3 separate regions of the Homo sapiens genome follow, and regions 2 and 3 are each linked to region 1. A link is a contact called in ENCODE Hi-C data. All regions are on one chromosome and are shown on one strand. Each heading gives the region's core, a stretch centred on a gene start or an enhancer-like site at or near the end of the contact. The rest is flanking DNA. Distances are from core to core; before and after follow the strand shown.

Region 1 (3,808 bases), core at 956-3,455:
TTGGGAGGCTGACGCAGGAGAATCCCTTGTACCCGGGAGGTGAAGTTTGCGGTGAGCCGAGATCATGCCACTGCACCCCAGCCTAGGTAATAAGGCAAGACTCCATCTCAAAAGAAAAAAAAAATTACAATGAATCATTTCAACTCTTGAAATTTTCATGAATCTAAGCCAATATTTCTCAAGGAGTATGGATCAATTGTATTACAAGAATCTGAAGTATTTGTTAAAAATGCAGATGCCCAGGCTCCATCCAGCTTCACTGACTCAGAATCTTTACAGATTGGGACCCAGGAATCAAAAGTTTATCCTGTGTCCAGGTTTGAGAATCACTGACCTAGGTTCTGTATAAAATTATAAGGCTCCATATAATAAGCCTTTAAGATGCTAGTTTAAGATATCAAATAAGCACATAAGCATTGCATTCACAATTAGTGTAACATAAATTTACACCCAGAATAACATATCTGAGGCCTTTTCAGGACTCCATCATGCTTCTAACCTTTGAGCTGTAGTGAGCTGCATGATTGTTGTATAATAAAGTGGCTCAGAGTAAGGCTTAATAACAGAATGAAGTTCAAGTAAAAACATCTTAAATGGATTTCCATTTTTCCTAATGCAAAATTTAGCTAATTCTGAGTTCGAATTGTCCTCCTACTGCCCACGTTTCCCACAGGAAGTGGACAGTATAACTTGAGGTGATGAAGCTTTGCAGTTAAGAAACTGATGGGAAACATAACAAATTTCAAGATGTTTAAGTGGTTCTTTGGGGGAGAACTCACTGTCATGAAGAATGCAAATGAAAACAGAATAATAAAATGCATGTGGAACTATTTATCTGTTTGTTCCTAAGAATAAGAGATTTTTTTATTCTTGGTATTTCTCCTGGTAATTTTTATTCCATAACTCACATTTCTGGTTTTTTTAAATGAATTTATCAACCAAATGTGATTAGGTACAGGCATGTTTTGTATCTGCAGAATCCAGGAACAACCTCTACCATTCTTATAAATCAAAGATTGGTGAGCTATCAGTACTATGGTCTGAGTATAGGGAAATTCAACTAATACATTTTGTATAAAACCAACCAGAGGCAGGAATAGGCTGTTTATAATTTAAAGAGATTCATTCAACCTATACTGACCTTTCCTTCTCTATGATATTTAAATTCACATACAACACACTTGATACTTCTCTAATAGTTACATATCTGTTAGTTTTTCTCCCCAAATTATTCAATGTTTTTGAGAGGAAACAGAATTGTTTGAACTACATTTAATGAACAAATACATTTCTCTCAAAAGACTATCAGTGCCAGGCATGGTGGCTCACACCTATAATCTCAGCACTTTGGGAGGTCGAGATGGGGAGATCACTTGAGATCAGGAGTTCGAGACCAGCCTGGCCAACATGGCAAAAACCCCTCTCTACTAAAAATACAAAAATTATCCAGGCTTAGTGGCACACACCTGTAATCACAGCTACTCGGGAGGCTGAGGCAGGAGAATCGCTTAAACCCGGGAGGCAGAGGTTGCAGTGAGCTGAGATCATGCCAATGCACTCCAGCCCGGGAGACAGAGTGAGACTGTCTCAAAAAAAAAAAATGTTTATTGAAGTTCCGATGAAAATTAATTTGGAGTAATTGAGGCAATAGAGTGAGACTCTGTCTCAAAAAAAAAGAACATTAAAATTAATTTCATACTAATTAAATCTAATGTACAAACTAAACTTAGTTTCACCTCTAATTTAGTCTTTACATATATGATTCCCAAGAAAAATACCACAGGTTACAGAAATCCAACTATTTCAGTTTCAAAGGGGGAAAAATAAGCTATTATATGACAAGCTAGTCAACAGATTCCTAAATCAGCCAGTTATTACTGATGTTATTCTTTTCAAGGGAAAGTAGACTATGCCAAAATTTTCAAAAATACAAATGTATATTTAATCCAAAATAACACTGCAATGACAATGATCTCAGTACCTCAGGATATACTCAGTAAATAAACACTTTCTGGCTGATGAATAGGTGCAGAGGTCAATAATGTGCTCCTAACAGGACTGCTCTTACATGAAAGGCATGATTCACAAGAGGAAGTTCCTGTTACTACACCCCAAAGGGTTCTCAAGGCCTGAATGCCTTCCTAGAGATACTTGTGTTTGCATGCCAAGCCATCACATAAAACTGAAAGCACAGAAAAGGTCTCACAGGTGTCTTAAAGATACAAGTACAGCAGGACAGCAGAGGTGTAGTGAGCTGGTAGCTGGACTCGGGATCTGGAAGATGGAAACAAAGAGTATAGGGTATGCCATAGGTCTCAATATTATAATGTTGGACAAAAGCCTGTGGTTGAAAAGATAATGAACATGCAGTTTAGTGACCAAAATAAGGGAGTGAATGTACGGAAAAACATTTTTCACAATGCCTACCTTACAGCATGTGCATGATAGGTGGTTTTTTAATGATTTTGTAGTATATGGGATCAGAAGCCCTGTCTGCAAAACTCCATACAAGGTCCCTCTCTCCCTGCCCATGACTACCAGCCACATTCTGAAAGGAATGGGTATGATGACCTGCAGGGGGATCGATGCCAGATACTAACAAATTATACCCCAGTGAAAATTCAGCAGAAGAGAGGAGTTCAAGATGGGAAAATCCCTTCTCATTTGGACCCACTTGGTCTCTGCAAAAAGCCATTCCTGCCACCAGCACCCAGTGGGCTGTGCTGTTCATGGGGGATACACAGCCTGGTGCTAAATGGAGCGCTGCTGCTAAAATCAGCTTATCACAGCTCTGCTCTTTTCTTCTTTTGACCAAGCTTGCATCACAGGGACCACAACAAAGAAAGGGCTTCCTGCATTTTGCAGAAGTGAAAAAAGATCAAAGATTCAGTCTGGGACAGACCTGAGAAGTTCAGTGGCCACATATACAAAGCCAAAATCGATGTACAGTCAGAGAAGGGAACCTCAGATTTGAGATTGAGACTGTGATGAAAAGTCCAGGCAATCAATCTAGGTCTGATAAATCAGTTTCCTAATTTTACAGACAGGAAAACCATATTTGAGAACTATTCCCACGTGCCTTCACCAGCCAGTAAAAGAGGGACAAGAACCCTACCTACCAGGGCCCAGTGCCAACATCTGTTCTGCCACAGTGCTATTCCTCAGAACAAGGGTTAGTGAACACACCTGGCTAGGGATGCTAAGGGCTAAGGCAAGTTCTGGTGAAGCTTCCCTGAACTTCCTGTTCCAAAACCAATCACCCTCCTCCATCCATGTAAAAGGGAAGGACACCTATTTCTAATTTCAGACCTAGCTCCCTCTATACTTTTACTCACCCCTTCTTACTGCCTTACACCAGGGAAACCCTATATTGCATAGATACACATCTATATATAATGTTGTAATTATTATTCTATGTCTTTTCAAAAGCAAAGATAATTTGTTTTAAAAAGGCAAAACTATGGAGACAGTACAAAAGCTCAGAGGTAGCTGGGGTTTGGGGATAGGGAGGAAGGAATAGGCAGAGCACAGAGGATTTTTAAGGCAGTGAAAATACTCTGTATGATACTTTAATGGTGAACACATGACATTATACATTTATTCAAACCCATAGAATGTACAACAGCAAGAGTGAGCCCTAATATAAACTGTGAACTTTGAGTGATGATAGCGATATGTCAATGTATGTTCATTGATTGTAACAAATGTACCACACGGGTGGGGGGTGTTGATAATGGAGGAGGCCAGCAGGGGAGGGCAGTGGGTATATGGGATGTCTTTGTACCTTCTTCTCAATATTGCTGTAAAT
Region 2 (3,808 bases), core at 770-3,269, 390 kb after region 1:
CAGCACTAAAGCCCATGCCTGAAGAAAGCTTAGCTAACACATGTATTTTTCCCTATAAGGCACATCACAGCCTTCTTGCACTTAAAAACACTGGACAGGGCCAGGCGCGGTGGTTCACGCCTGTAATCCCAGCACTTTGGGAGGCCAAGGCTGGTGGATCACCTGAGGTCAGGAGTTCAAGTCCAGCCTGTTCGACATGGTGAAACCCTGTCTCTACTAAAAATATAAAAATTAGCCGGGCGTGGTGGCTGATGCCTGTAACCCCAGCTACTTGAGAGGCTGAGGCAGGAGAATTGCTTGAACCCGGGAGGCGGAAGTTGCAGTGAGCCAAGATCAAGCCACTGCACTCCAGCCTGGGCGACAAGAGTAAGACTCCATCTAAAAAAAAAAAAAGTCCTACTGGACAGTTCTTTAGCCCTATATTTGGGGAGCCATTTTAAACAGTGAAATCACCAAGAAAAAGCCCAAAAATGCAGAAGACATGGCACTGAATTGTCTGCATCCAGGACACTCGTTTACAGTATGAGAACTGAGGCAAGAAGGCAGAGTGTCACCTTGTTCAACCTCCACCGGGTACGTGTACCTTGAGCTACTCAAATTTTTTTGCTGCTCTGTACATATCCACCAATGACCACAAAGAGTCCTCACGGATGGATTTGGGGCTTACAAATACATTTTAGCAAGTAGGCCAATTTCACAGATACAGAATTCTCAAAGATTGAGGATCGACTGTATTAACCCATTTGGGAATTTTCTTAGACCTAAACTTAGAGTAATAGATAGGAAGTCTATTCAAACCTTTCTGGGGGAAACTTTTAAAAGGTCACTTGAAAATTCAAGGGCTCTGAGCTACATACATAGAGCACTAGTTACTATCTTCCTGGGGTGGTGAAAATGTCCTCTTCACTCCCCCAAATTCAGCAGGCAAAATGCTGGGCAAATGATCGATTGCCATGGACCTAGCCATGTTGACTACCAGCATCTACCACCTGCGTAACTTTGCGTGACTTTGATCCAATCGCAAGCTGTTCCTCTACCCATGACGGGATTTCCCACAGTCTCCAGAAGGCACTTCCTGAAAATCATTCCCTTTGTCTATTCATGCCTTTAACATGTCATCTCAATGTAGCTTCAAGTTAGAATTCACTGACATTCTTTCATATTCTAACAAAGATGTCTCTGTTCCAAGATCGCTATTTCATTTCCAGATATATGCTAAGATAAAATTCAAAATTTAAAAAATGCCCAATTTTTCCAATTTGCTATTCATAGCAGCACCAAGTGTCTTAAATCATAAAAATGGAAACATCTGACAGACATACTGCAACTACAAGATCCTTATAAAGTAACACATGATTTTTTTTATCTCCCTGGAGAAGTAAAGATGCTTTGATTTATAGTCATGATCAGACTGTACCAAAACATGCTGCCTCCTTGAAGCAGGTAATATTTAGGGCTGCAATACAAGCTTTCCTCGGTGTTCATTAGGATCACAGTGTTTCTTCAGAGCTGCAGGAAACATTCAAAATTCACCAGCCCTTTATCTATTAGAAGAGATAAGCACTCAAGATGTGTTCCCAGGGAAAAAAACATTTTTGATCATGTCAACTCCCTCATCTATGATAACCATCCAAACCTCAGCTCCTCCTCCTTTCCTTTGAAACTAAAATAGGAAGCACTGGCATGAAAAACTTCTGCTTTTTAAAGTCTCAAAACTGGTTACTTGTATTTAAAAGCCTTTTTGCCTGTTTAAAACTAAAAACACTTTTACACCTTCATTAAAGTTATGACCGATGTGTTTAATTTTAAAGACATAGCTGCCATTCTTAATTACTTCCTCTACCTTTAACATCCCTGTCTTACATAAAATATTCAAAAAAAAAAAAACAATGTGAGGCCGTGCTTTGGATTCCATGTGGCCAATTTCACTCTGTGGCAGTTGCCAGCAGAACTCCACATCTAGAACAACCAGTATGTGCCTAAGGCCTTTCCTGTTCTTTTTGTTTCCTTGAGTTTATTCCTGTCAGGTGTAAGCACTCCAGAAATGTAGAATTATGACATAGGAACTCACACTGAGTCATAGCTGGAACTCATCTCTTCTGAGTTCACAATTAAAAACAAATGAAATCTAAAATTACATTGAAAACATAAAGGTAGATGGAAGTTTAAAGTGCAGATGTGGCTTCAGCCCCAGCTGGATATGCTCAGGGGGGAACAGATGTCAGTAATAAACCTAGGAGAGCTACAAAAGTTAGCTTATATCCATCACCAAGTGAAAATGCTGACGTACATATAAAACTGTGCCCTGCCTGCTTTCCTACCCAGTCTGAGTGTGCAATATGGAAACAGCCTGGAAAAGAACCCAGAAACCCTGTGGAGATGCAGAGCAGGTCTGCCACATCAGCGGTGAGGAAGTCACTTACTGCATGGTCGGGGTAGGCTAGCCATGCAGCACCATCAGGAAAGGTATGGTTTCTTCTAACACTTGGCACCTGGCCTATGCATCCTCTAAGTTCACCAAAGAAAGAAAACACATAATCTGCGGTTACATTCATTAAAGTCTGCCACAGGAGAATAGGGTTCTCGATGGGTATGGGGAGATGACAGAACAAAACTATAAATGACCAGGAATGGAATAAAATTAAACCTAAAGTGACCAGGGCAAAAAGCAAACCCCAGAATGATCATCATGGTATTAATAATTACATAAAGACTATAAACTCAGAAGAAGCTAGGAGAACACCCAGAGCCTGAAAGTTGGAGAAGGTTATAGCTGCCACACTCTTTAGATGAAGTTCATTTATGAGACTTTCTTTATATAGCCTGTATAGTTACATAAACTAGAGTCAATCAGGTTTTTCTAAACTGCGCTCTTGTTACTAGATCTTATTACAGTCTTCACATTTCAGAGCTAAATTAAAAAAACACACACATTTAGCCATATGTTTTCTATGGAAAGCACTAACCATACATTTGAAAATGAGGGTGACTTTCTTTTTTGTATTTTGCAGCCAGGATATTTTATTCACCAAAATTAAGCGAAGCAGTTCCTACTTATGAACTCATATGAACTAATTCAGCCCCGTCAAATCGAGAAACTTTAAATATTAAATTCTACTGTACAATCTCAGCTGGAAGTCATCTCTCTCTCCACCAACCTTCCAGGGCACTTGGCACCTATCCTATAATGCAAACATTCTGTGTAGCTCAAGGAGGTGGCCTGATTTGGTGCATTCAACAGTGGCTAGAGGTCTAAGCCTCTTTGCTTCTGCAGGGAGACAAAGAAAAATCATTTACTATTTTGCAAAGATCGCTTCATTGAATTTTCTTGGGGTCAATAGCCCTTAGCAGAAAACAAGTATTCCACACTTGTTCTATAAGGTTCTAGGAGGTTCTTACAAACCTCATCAGCAAGTAGTATTTTTTACATAACTTGCTATTAGCTTGGAAATTTACTACAGTCTCTGTTTATTTTCTTCAGTTGTTAAATATGTACTTTTTTTTTTTTTTTCACTGAGATTAAAAGAGGAGTCCAGGCAAAACAGTAAGAACATGGGTAAGAAATGGAAAGACAATAAATGTCTTGACTTGTTTTCGGGACTCAGACTGCCTAGGCTTAAATGCCTGCAATGTCACTCCCTGGCTCTCTGTTCTTGGCAAGTTACTTCACTTCCCAGGCACCTGGTACCCACCTCTCAGGGAACCTGGTATCTATCCTATGATGCAAACATTCTCTAGTTCAAGGAGATGGCCTGATTAGGTGCATTCAACAGTGGCTATAGACCTAAGACTCTATCAACTTAAAATT
Region 3 (3,808 bases), core at 802-3,301, 320 kb after region 1:
TTATTAATTTCTATATTAAAGTCAAAGTTGATACGTATGTGACATGGGTGCCATCACTCTCCTAGCCCAATCCCACTAAAGACATGACTAAGCAATCACAGCATTCTCTATCTGGGCCTCACAGGCCAGCACCGTGGTGCTCCGGGTGGCCCCAGAGGAGTTGGCACAAAAGACAAAACTTATTGGCCATCATTGTTCTAGACTGGAATCTACTGAAAGACAGGTACTGTGCCCTTTTCATCATTTAATCACATCAAGCCCTGTGCCTGACACAAGATCAGGATGGAATAAGCCAATGCTTAGATGATAAATGAAGACTATCACCTTTCAGCCTGACTGCTAACTCCTGCTTCTTCCTTCACCTATGTTAGCTCAATGGAAGTTTAGAAAGTATTCATTCTTTCCCAATTTAGAAAAAGGGTAAATAATTAAATTAGTAGTGAAAGAGCTGAAATATAACAGTGCATCTCAGCTTCACACACATTTGTAATCCATCTCTGCTCATCTATAGCTTGTTCTCCTTTTCTATCCCTAGGGACACGGTCACATTTTAAAATTACAACGATTTGCGACAATGATTTCTAAAATCTCGACAGAATCAGAGCACCCCATTCTTTCTGTCTTCTGACTTAATTTTATACCTTCATGAAGTGTGGCCTACTAACTTATTTGGAGATTATTTTGGCAGTTTAGCCATAATTTTTTACAAATTTATATGCAATCTGAAAATACTAACTACAACATGATAGCCCATAAACTTCAAAAACGGCAAATCCTGCAAACTTCAGGAGCTGTAAATTACAGGAAGCCTTTAAATTCCAGGAACTGTGTCTGTCACAGTGAAGTTTCAAAGCTGTTCCTCTCCCCACTTAATGTCTTTATCATATACCTGCCCTCAAACAACAGAGGCTCTACCTTGTCCAACCGTAGCAAAAAGGTTTTCTGAATACCTTGAGAGGCTATGATCAGTCAACCAACAAAAAAGAGCATCTTAAAAATCGGTAACATACCAGCTCCATTAACTGTTTGAGCTGACCTATCTCTTCTGGTAATGATCCAAGTTTGTTGTTACTTGCGATTAAGACTTTGAGAGGCAGACCACACAGGCAGGCAGGCAGGGCGGACAGCTGATTTCGACTGCAAAGACAATACAACAAGAACACATGTAAACAGAAAGGCCACTTCATACTGTCTGTGAACCTGTTTTTAACAAGAAAGGAAAAAGGAGTGATCTGAGAAGACATTTTACAAATACAAGAAGTCCAATATATTTTCTGTGTGACAACTCAAATGACAAGTATGTAAGAAAACAAAATATGTTTTTCTTTTTTTAAAAAAAAATAAAAAATAAAAAATAAGGGTATGGGCAGTTCTCAAAGAGACAACTTTATTCAACACAAGGAATGCCATCAAAGTCCCCCCGCCACCCCGCCACCCCGCCACCGCCACTTAGAAGCTGAGCCCTCGGCCAGCCAGGAGGCAGATGGAGAGCACATCCTGCACAACCAATAGCAACGGGAAGCTGGTGCCAACTGCCCTCTCCTGACAATGTGTGCAGGAAACTCAGCTGGACCAAAGCAACCAGCACCACACAGGCATCATTTCATCCATTGCAGTAGGGATGGGGAAGATAATTTTGCTGCAACTCACAAAACCACCGGGCTCATTTCCAACATTTTGACTCAGCTTCCTTTTGTTAAAACAAGGGTTGCTACAGTTTAAGTCTGTTTTGGTATCTGCAAGAGAGCTAACTAAAAGAGAAAGAAAGGAAAGTTGGTCTTCTGGCAAAGTGGAACTGCAGCCCAGAGGGGTTTAGTTCCACAGAGCAGCCAAAAAAGTCTAAGTTGATGTCTCATCTCTGCTCTACAAGAAGAGGGTCTCTACCCAGAAGTTTCTGAACTTTCTATCATCAATGCTTAGTTTTCATGGAGATGGAAAATACTAGATAAATAAAATCTACGAACCATCCTTATTTATATGTCAGCCATTTATTTCAATCTCCTCCCCCACAAAAAGCCCCTTTTTCCTGCTACCAAGCAAAAAGACAGATGGGTTTCAGTTTCCCTTTCTTTCTCTGCCCTTCTGGTGTTGAAGCCAACAACCACAGAGTGAAATATCTAAAAATCTGTATGTCATTCAGTGTAACTATTTAATAAAACTGCTGTGTGTTTGCACACACATGCATAAAGTTTCAGAAGCTGTGTTCCTGTGTGAGTGTATTTATAGACATGCATGTATCTGTGTATGTGAGGGGGAGAGACAGACAGAATGGAAATACACCAAAATACTATCGGTACTCCTCTTCGGGTATAGGTACAATGGATGGTTTTTATTTCCATTATTATACTTTGATGTATTTTCCAAACTTTCTACAAGTGCTTTTATCATCAGGAAAGAAACATCATTATAAAATGATAAATGTGACCTGGATATGTGTTACGAGTGCTCCTATTTGTGAAAATTCTTTATTTTTTATTTTTTATTTTTTTAATTATACTTTGAGTTCTAGGGTACATGTGCACAACGTGCAGGTTTGTTATATATGTATACATGCGCCATGTTGGTGTACTGCACCCATTAACTTGTCATTTACATTAGGTATATCTCCTAATGCTATCCCTCCCCCCCTCCCCCCACCCCACGACAGGCCCCGGTGTGTGATGTTCCCCTTCCTGTGTCCAAGTGTTCTCATTGTTCAATTCCCACCTATGAGTGAGAACATGAAAATTCTTTGAGATGTATACTTATGATCTGTGCACTTTTCTGAATATATGTCATTCTTCAATTAGAAGTTTGACTCTCCTCCATATGAGGGAGCAGAAATCTGGTTAACTGAAGGGCAGCTCTACCTGATGAGCTCAGAAAAAGCAGGTGCTGTGCTGTGGAAAGAACCTTTCTAATCTGGGCACGGCCTTGTCAACACCTTGATATCTCTGCTGCTCCAGGGCACTCAATTACCCATGTAACTATGTTTTAGCAAGAAGAGATACAGTCATATCTTCTCTCCATTGTGCAGACCCATGGAAAAAGCTATTTCCAGAAAGAGGCAGATTTTTCTTTAAGAGGGTCCAGCAGAAGGAGGGAGGAGATTGAGTGCCCTCCTGGTAGGTTCCTGGCTTGCAAAAGACCAACCAGCTCTTCACTTTCCCTAGTTAGCAGGATTGGACCAAGAGAATAAGGGCAATGGGCCCGCACTGGCACTCTCTCCTGGTCTCTGGGGACGGTGGAAGGGAGGAGCTAGGGCCAGCAGCCTGTGTTTCTGCCTCTCACATCCCTCCCAAGGCTCTCTCTCACCAGCAGGGGCTCAGTGGGACTCTTTTGGCTGGAGGAGGGGGTCTTCCTGTTACCCTGCTGTGAGGGCTTTTTTCAAGCTCCAAAAAAGGCTCCTTCAGAAAAGAGAACTCAGTTTATTAAAAGGTGGCAAGCAAATAATTTGAAATGTAACTTGTGGTTATAAAATATTTGTTAATATGCAATTTTATAAAGTGAGGATCGGCAAATAAAAATGTTAATAAGGCAAGTCTATTTATTTGGAGCCATACGTAAACCTCCTTTTGAAGAGGGATAATGAGAACAAAGATTAGTATTTTCAAGAAAGTTCTACATTCCTATTTTTAGCAGAGTTAACAAATACAAGTTAAGATCTTTCCTACATTTCTTTGCCTGGAAACTCAGAGTTACACTCTAAGTTATCCGTCTCACTAGTTGGTGCAGGGATCTAACCAGATTAGCAGATATGGAACTGGGAGAGTCATGTATCATACTACTTTGAGAAACACAAAGAAAGTTCTGCTCATTCAGATGCGTG

Evidence for each region. Hi-C counts contacts between places; a loop is a spot of excess contacts on that map. Pooled maps may share reads with other maps.
Region 2: a map of B cell shows a loop between it and region 1 (12-fold over the local background). The contact joins two enhancer-like sites. A Hi-C loop is called at or near these places in 1 of 168 maps with a recorded cell type or tissue (B cell), 3 of 37 single-sample maps with no recorded cell type and 1 of 50 pooled maps.
Region 3: a loop to region 1 is called in a map with no recorded cell type, with 4 times the contacts of the local background. The contact joins two enhancer-like sites. A Hi-C loop is called at or near these places in 4 of 37 single-sample maps with no recorded cell type and 4 of 50 pooled maps.

The regions. Positions count from the first base shown.
Region 1 is chr13:46,982,393-46,986,200 of GRCh38, reverse strand. No RefSeq gene overlaps it. Among named protein-coding and RNA genes, the nearest start is that of HTR2A, 87 kb to the right of the region's middle. Within about 2 kb of position 2,205, at least 5 of the 41 ENCODE cell types and tissues checked have a DNase peak (open chromatin) inside an H3K27ac peak, as active enhancers do; they include B cell, where a contact is called at or near this core.
Region 2 is chr13:46,593,947-46,597,754 of GRCh38, reverse strand. All of the region lies in intron 1 of LRCH1 (leucine rich repeats and calponin homology domain containing 1), which reads right to left. Among named protein-coding and RNA genes, the nearest start is that of LRCH1, 43 kb to the right of the region's middle. RefSeq lists a silencer at 2,319-2,368. Within about 2 kb of position 2,019, at least 8 of the 41 ENCODE cell types and tissues checked have a DNase peak (open chromatin) inside an H3K27ac peak, as active enhancers do; they include B cell, where a contact is called at or near this core.
Region 3 is chr13:46,666,359-46,670,166 of GRCh38, reverse strand. It overlaps LRCH1 (leucine rich repeats and calponin homology domain containing 1), which reads right to left. Exons shown (of 20, transcript NM_001164211.2): 3 at 1,011-1,137. Among named protein-coding and RNA genes, the nearest start is that of LRCH1, 120 kb to the right of the region's middle. RefSeq lists enhancers at 1,816-1,865, 1,926-2,145, 2,661-2,710. Within about 2 kb of position 2,051, at least 21 of the 41 ENCODE cell types and tissues checked have a DNase peak (open chromatin) inside an H3K27ac peak, as active enhancers do.